Regions from separate parts of the Homo sapiens genome. Here all the other regions are linked to region 3. A link is an interaction called in ENCODE POLR2A ChIA-PET data of the cell type or tissue named here. Cell type or tissue: OCI-LY7. All regions are shown on one strand.

What was found. Peaks named below come from ENCODE experiments on the same cell type or tissue, not always from the same donor. Only the 100,000 strongest peaks of a DNase experiment are listed, where the experiment ranks them.
Region 1: POLR2A ChIA-PET joins it to region 3 with 7 read pairs; 4 of 35 experiments call an interaction of 5 or more read pairs at or near these places.
Region 2: POLR2A ChIA-PET joins it to region 3 with 7 read pairs; 4 of 35 experiments call an interaction of 5 or more read pairs at or near these places.

The regions. Positions count from the first base shown.
Region 1 is chr2:212,891,202-212,893,701 of GRCh38, forward strand. No RefSeq gene overlaps it. Among named protein-coding and RNA genes, the nearest start is that of MIR4776-1, 34 kb to the right of the region's middle. In OCI-LY7, CTCF peaks have their summits at 1,210 (motif pointing left) and 1,412; a DNase peak (open chromatin) is centred at 1,200; H3K4me3 peaks cover 520 bases.
Region 2 is chr2:212,883,813-212,886,312 of GRCh38, forward strand. No RefSeq gene overlaps it. Among named protein-coding and RNA genes, the nearest start is that of MIR4776-1, 41 kb to the right of the region's middle. In OCI-LY7, no CTCF peak of the experiment used is centred here; no DNase peak of the experiment used is centred here.
Region 3 is chr2:213,147,552-213,150,051 of GRCh38, forward strand. IKZF2 (IKAROS family zinc finger 2) reads right to left here. Exons shown (of 9, transcript NM_001387220.1): 3 at 1,045-1,093; 4 at 157-261. The coding sequence starts at 1,078. Among named protein-coding and RNA genes, the nearest start is that of IKZF2, 2.8 kb to the right of the region's middle. RefSeq lists an enhancer at 1,686-1,785. In OCI-LY7, CTCF peaks have their summits at 1,147, 1,921 and 2,121; DNase peaks (open chromatin) are centred at 1,210 and 1,650; H3K4me3 peaks cover 1,992 bases; H3K27ac peaks cover 1,424 bases.

The DNA.
Region 1 (2,500 bases), 260 kb before region 3:
TTTGAAAATATACTTTAAGGGAGATCTACATCAAAATCTGATAATTTATCTGGTCTGGAATGCTCTCTTTGAAATTTACCTTATTAATAAATTACTAGCAAAATAAATTTTGTTTTCTGATATATATTGGGTATTTGTACCCTCCAAATCTCAAGTTGAATATAATCCCCAGGGTTGACGGTGGGGCCTGGTGGGAGTTGATTGGGTCCCATGGGGCAGATCCCTCATGAACAGCTTGGTGCCCTCCTCACAGTAATGAGTGAGTTCTCACTCTGACTTCACATGACATCTGGTATTTTAAGAGTGGGGCACGTTCCCCCTTCTCTCTCTTGTTCACTCCTGCCATGTGATACACCAGCTCCCCTTTTGCCTTCCTCCATGATTAGACGTTTCCTGAGGACTTACCAGAAGCTAGGCAGATGCTGATGCCATGCTTGTACAGCCTGCAGAACTGTGAGCCAAATAAACCTCTTGTCTTCACAAATTACCCAGCCTCAGGTATTTCTTTATAGCAACACATAACAGACTAACAGAGTTTTTTAAATTTTTGTTTAATAAAAAATTATTTAATTTATTAATTTAAATAATAGCTTATTTAAATTAATTATTAAATTTTATTGATTTCTAAAATTGTATTAATTTTTTCTAATGAGTATGCCCTGTATTCTATGGTGGCAACAAAACTTACCAGTATAATGAGTTCTTTAAGTTTCGATAGCCCTAATCAACTCTGATATGCTATTATCTCATGCAGGTTTCATTTTCCCATATTTATCCTTAATATCTATAGAGGTAGAGACTAACAGAATTCTCATGACACATCCAACATGGCGTAAGTTTTAGTTTGGAATTGCCTAATAAACAATATCTCACCAGAGTGCAAAAATTAAAGGTGACATATTACAATTTGAAAAACGTAAAACAAATGATTTTTAAAACTAGTTAAGCTACTTTTTAAAATCATAAAGTGATGTTTAATAATACATTGGGACAAAATAAAGGAAACTGCCTTGGGGGATTAAGAAAAAACAACACTACACTGCAAAGAGAAGCACAAATATAGACAAGCTTATGGAGAGTAACAGCCCACCATCTACTTATGCTTTTCACTTACAGCTCTATTATGCTCTTAATTGTGAGGTCTAGTAAGACCACAACTTGTTGATTGCCGAAACAGGAGGGCTACACATAGGATCATCATACAGTGCAGCACCACCTGGTGACAGAATGAATAAAAACCACACACACGAGAAAAGCTGATTAAATCGGCATGAATTCCATACTCAAAGATGGGGAAGCAGGAGTCAGGGAACTAAGGTAAAGGCATGTACACTCCCTCATATTTCTCTGTCACTCACATTGAATCCTAACAACCCTCTTCCAAATTAACTTTCTACACATCTCCATATTTTTGGAACATCCAACGGAAAAAAAAATCAGGTCTGTTTCCAATTGAAAAAAAAAAAAAATCAGGTCTGTTTACCTTTTGCAAGAGAAGCAGGTGTATCTTGAGCGAATCTTGACGCTTATAACATTTCCAAAGCTGTCTTCACGACCTCTTAGTACTCAAGAAGTCTTTTTATATTCTCTAGAATACTTCCTCTTTTTCTAAGAGAAAGAAAATAAAATCTAATATTTTAAAGATTTTTACCAACTGGAGCTAAAACTTGTTTTTAGAACTTATTTGTTATTTAATTTTATAATTGCCTGTATAACCCTTAATATGTATTACAGAGAAAGATGCCTAGGAAGTCAAAGAAATGCAATGGAATTGGATAAATTTAGTTATACCAAAGAACCTTCCAGACGAATCCACTAAGACTCAAACTACCTTCCAAAGATGCCAAATACAGTCATGGTTAGAGTATAGATCCATTCACAAACCATTTCATCAATATGAAGCAAGGGCAAGAAAAGGCTTTTTGGTTTTGATTTGGTTTAGTTTGCTACTACAAACTGTCCTGCCATCCTATGGGTATCTCATTTAGTTTGCTGTTTCAGAAAAGAACAATGAATTTTGTGCTTCAAAAGAGGCTTTTTGCCTGTTCTGTCCCTTTAAAGTCAATAGCTTTTTGAAATTGTCCTGCTGACCCCAAATAAAAAATTCTGAAAGAGATGCTCCTGACTCTTCAGAAACCCATTATGTGACAGGACTGACTGAGCTAATCCTGTGAGTGTTTTACTGCCCAGCAGAGATGTGGTGGCTTTGGTGGATTATTGTCTGGCTGCCCTAATGGAATTCCTCTGAGCCCAGTGGGAGATGGGGAACGATTTTCTGCTCCCAAGAAATTAACTGCTCTAAGTCTGCGGAATGCGGTAATTTTTTATTTCCTAAACAAACTCTTTCACCTGTTTCAGTTAACTTGTACAATGTCAGAAAAGCATGAGGGCTCAGAGGAGTGAAACTAACCTGATTTTATTCTTTCATTCAACTATTTATTAAACAGATACTGAGTGCCAAGTACTTTGCTAAGTAACTGAAAACTAATGAAAAATAAAA
Region 2 (2,500 bases), 260 kb before region 3:
CAAAATGCACAACAGACAGGAATTTTTTTAAAAAAGAAATACCACTATAAAAATAACAGGGGGAGAAACAACAGAAAACAGAAGTCAAAATGTTGGAGAGTGGGAAGTGGATGTATGAATGGTAACTGACTTAACAAAATACTAGACAGAGGCAGGTAAGAGGAACAAGAAACAAGTTAATACCCGTTGCACAACTTTGGAAAGACTTAGGAATTGCTCACTCCAAATACTTCTAAAACTGCAGGATATAGTGAAAAACAGAACTGGCTAAACAATGTGTGTGTGTGTGTGTGTGTGTGTGTGTGTGTGTGTGTTGGCAAAGGCTGGTGGGGCTGACAGGGAAGGGGTGTAAAAAGAAAAATTCTCTCTCAGCCAGAGAGAAAGGTCGGGTTACCCATAAAGGGAAGCCGATCAGAATAACAGCAGATCTCTCTGCAGAAACCCTATAAGCCAGAAGAGAGTGGAGACCAATATTCAACATTCTGAAAGAAAAGAATTTTCAGCCCAGAATTTCATATCTAGCCAAACTAGTCTTCATAAGTGAAGGAGAAATAAAATCCTTTATAGACAAGCAAATGCTGAGAGATTTTGTCACCACCAGGCCTACCTTACAAGAACTCCTGAGGGAAGCACTAAATATGGAAAGGAAAAGCCGGTACCAGCCACTGCAAAAAAATACCAAATTGTAAAGAGCATCAATGCTAGGAAGAAACTGCATCAACTAATGGGCAAAATTACCAGCTAGCATCATAATGACAGGATCAAATTCACACATAACAATATTAACCTTAAATGTAAATGGGCTAAATGCACCAATTAAAAGACACAGACTGGCAAATTGCATAAAGATTCAAGACCCATTGGTGTGCTGTATTCAGGAGACCCATCTCAGTTGCAAAGACACACGTAGGCTCAAAATAAAGGGATGGAGGAATATTTACTAAGCAAATGGAGAGCAAAAAAAAGCACGGGTTATAATCCTAGTCTCTGATAAAACAGGCTTTAAAGCAACAAAGATCAAAAGAGACAAAGAAGGGCATTACATCATGGTAAAGGGATCAATGCAACAAGAAGAGCTAACTATCCTAAATATATATGCACCCAATACAGGAGCACCAGATTCATAAAGCAAGTTCTTAGAGACCTACACACTCTTGTGTGTAGAGACCTACACAAGACCACACAATAATAGTGGGAGACTTTAACACCCCACTGTCAATATTAGATCAATGAGACAGAAAATTAACAAGGATAATCAGGACTTGAACTCAACTCTGGACCAACCAGACCTAATAGACATCTACAGAACTCTCCACCCCAAATCAACAGAATATGCATTCTTTTCAGCACCACATTGCACTTATTCTAAAACTGACCACATAATTGGAAGTAAAACACTCCTCAGCAAATGCAAAAGAATGGAAATCATAACAAACAGTCTCTTAGACCACAGTGCAATCAAATTAGAACACAGTGCAATCAAATTAGAACTCACTCAAAACCACACAACTACATGGAAACTGAACAACCTGCTCCTGAATGACTATTGGGTAAATAACGAAATATAGCAGAAATGAATAAGTTCTTTGAAACCGATAAGAAAAAAGACACAATGCACTAGAATCTCTGGGATACAGCTAAAGCAGTGTGTAGAGGGAAATTTATAGCACTAAATGCCCACAGGAGAAAGTGGGAAAGATCTAAAATAGACATCCTGAAAGCACAATTAAGAGAACTAGAGAAGCAAGAGCAAACCAATTTAAAAGTTAGCAGAAGACAAGAAATAACTAAGACCAGAGCACAGCTGAATGAGATAGAGACATGAAAAACCCTCCAAAAAAATCAATGAATCCTGGAACTGGTGTTTTGAAAACATAACAAAATAGACTGCTAGCCAGACTAATAAAGAAGAAAAGAGAGAAGAATAAAATAGACACAATAAAAAATGATAAAGGGGATATCACCACTGATCCCACAGAAATACAAGCTACCATCAAAGAATACTATAAACATCTCTACACAAATAAACTAGAAAATCTAGAAGAAATGGACAAATTCCTGGACACATAACACCCTCCCAAGACTAAACCAGGAAGAAGTCAAATCCCTGAATAGACCAATAACAAGTTCTGAAATTGAGGCAGTAATTAATAGCCTACCAACCAAAAAAAACCCAGGACCAGACGGATTCACAGCCGAATTCTACCAGAGGTACAAAGAGGAGATGGTACCATTCCTTCTGAAACTATTCCAAACAAAAGAAAAAGAGGGACTCCTCCCTAACTCTTTTTATAAGGCCAGCATCATCCTGATTCCAAAACCTGGCAAAGACACAACAAAAAAGGAAAATTTCAGGCCAATATCCCTGATGAACATCGTTGCGAAAATCCTCAATAAAATACTGGCAAACTGAATCCAGCAGCATATCAAAAGCTTATCCACCACGATCAAGTCAGCTTCATCCCTGGAATGCAAGGCTGGTTCAACATACGCAAATCAA
Region 3 (2,500 bases):
GAATGAACAGGAATAAATCTGTGTTGTTCTTTCTTTAGCAAAATCTATAACAGTAGCTATACCACAATGTGAGAGGACCCCACAGACCTAACAAATTAAAGTCTGTTGCTGGAGAGACACACACACACAAAAAAAAATCATAAAATGAAGACTTACTGCTTGTCATGTGACTTGGTGAGGCATGCTGTCCATTGGGTGTGCTTGAGGTGAGGTCAATTGCCATATTGGAGTGCTCCCTTTCGGGTGAAAGCTCATTGTCACCTGCTTTCACAAAATATAATCTTTTGGTTTCTATTCATTGTCACATAAGATGTAATTACTAACTTTGCTTTATACACGCAATGGCATGCATAGCCTTCAAACTGTAAGGTAATACATTTTTCCCTTAGAAACTATAAGGAAATATCATTTAGAAATATACAGTTGAATGAAATGATGAGAAGCCATAATCAACCCACAATAAAAAAAATTAACAAAACTTTATTATCTCAATACATAAGTTGTTGATTTCTAAAGTATCTTTCAGTTGAAAGAAATAACTTTTCTTTTAACATCTAATTTAATTGTTAAGCACACAGAATTTATAATGAGCATTTTCCAAAATGCTGGCTATCAGAGAGAGGATGGAAAAGACAGGTAGCTAAAGAAATGTCAAGTTAGGAAAGCTAATTCTCTTTCACATAATATGTCTGAAAAATTAGGTTACAGAGAAGTAAATATTTAGTACACACCATATTAATAGACATATATGAAACCTGGCCTATTCTCAACTTACAACAAAGTAAATTATAAAAAGTAGGAAAGTGTTGAACTGCTAGCTACTATTGATTTAAGTACACTACTTAACTTAGTATGTTTCTATATTTCCTTCTTATTTCACTTCAGTGCTGTCATTTTCTCAAACTCATTCAAAGGTGAAATTGTGAACAGAGAGAAAAAAGAGTACAGAATTCTCAATAAAGTTTCATAATCCAGGAATTAAAACACAGGTAATACAAAGGCAACTTTATTACCAATAACAAATCAATGAAAACTAATACTTACACGTTATATAGCCATCAATAGCCTCTGTTTCCATAGTCAAAGTGCAATGCTGCAAAACAAAAGATTATACCCTTAATACAATGATTCCTTTCAGTATCTGCCATTAAATTCTTAACTTATTTGAAGCTCCAAGCAGTTAGTCCATGTTGCTGCTGCCACCTGTGCCCAGAAACATACACAGTGTACTGTATGTGCTCATTTGCAAGTCACTGAACTCTTTCTGCAAATGATCTGATTCCTGCTGGAGATAGGATAGGAAAGATAAGTGTGCTGTGAGATGGGCTAGAGCAAAAAGGGAATGACTCTCTTAATCAAAATTTATTGGGTTTAAGAAAAAATAGGGGGTATAGCTCAAATGTGTCAGCTTTAACTGGGATTTAAGTGTTTTACCATTCACTACTTCCCACAATCACACTGCAGTTTGAGGACTTCCCCAGTATACAGATAGCTCTATTCACAATTGTTGCAAGTTGGTTCATCATGTTCTAATAGGGAGGGGGAGGACAAACAAACATAAGAAAACAAAACAAAACAAAAAACTTAGTGCCCAACGGTGTCTTGAAGATTTCTACAGCAGTTGGCCAACTCCCTGACTTGTATTGACATTTTAACCTACCCCAAGTTCTGTGTAAGCACCTGTTCAATGTAACCTTAATTTCCTGCCAGACCATGCTTGGACACAAATGCCAAGCCTACTTAATACAGTCTGATTTTGAAAATTTCATAAACTTTGGTTGTGCTAGAGAGAATCATTTAAAAAAAAAAAAAACTTTGGGCAATTATTCTCATGCACAAACGCCACACAACAGAACATAATTCTCAGAAACAAAAGTAAACTGTATGAGATGACACCCCCTAGCTTTGATTCACATAATGAAAAGATCGATAATCTAACTGTATTCTGTGGGGAAAAAAGTTTAAGAATTGACAAGTCCTGAGAAGATTTTTACTTTTTTTTCCCCCTTTGGCCTTGGTCCTTTTTGCCTTTAGTTTCAAAACTCTCACTGCACCAGCAGCTAAATTATTCACAATGAGCCATTTCTGTATTGATCGCCAAGTATATTTAGCCCTGGCTCCTGGAATTTCTCCATTACTTACTGGAAAACAGGCAGCTTCACTTCTTGTCTCCAAAACCACTTCCCTTCTCCCTCCCCTCCCCTTCTTCACCACCACACTCCCTTACCCCCCCCCCAAAAAAAAACTTTTATTTCTTTCTTTATGGAATAATCAGATCAAATTCCCAACTCAGTCACTACATAGCACTTAAATTTCAACCTGCTGTACTGTTATCACATTCTTTTAAATTATGATTACATAAGGCTTTAAAGAAAGAGATCCGTAAAGTTTAAAAGAGGAGCAGTTTCTTCGGATATTTTACAAATGAGCTTATCTCTTTAAAAATGTACACATTTAACACACACATATTAAAAAGAAAGAAACGTCAGGGAGAAGCGAA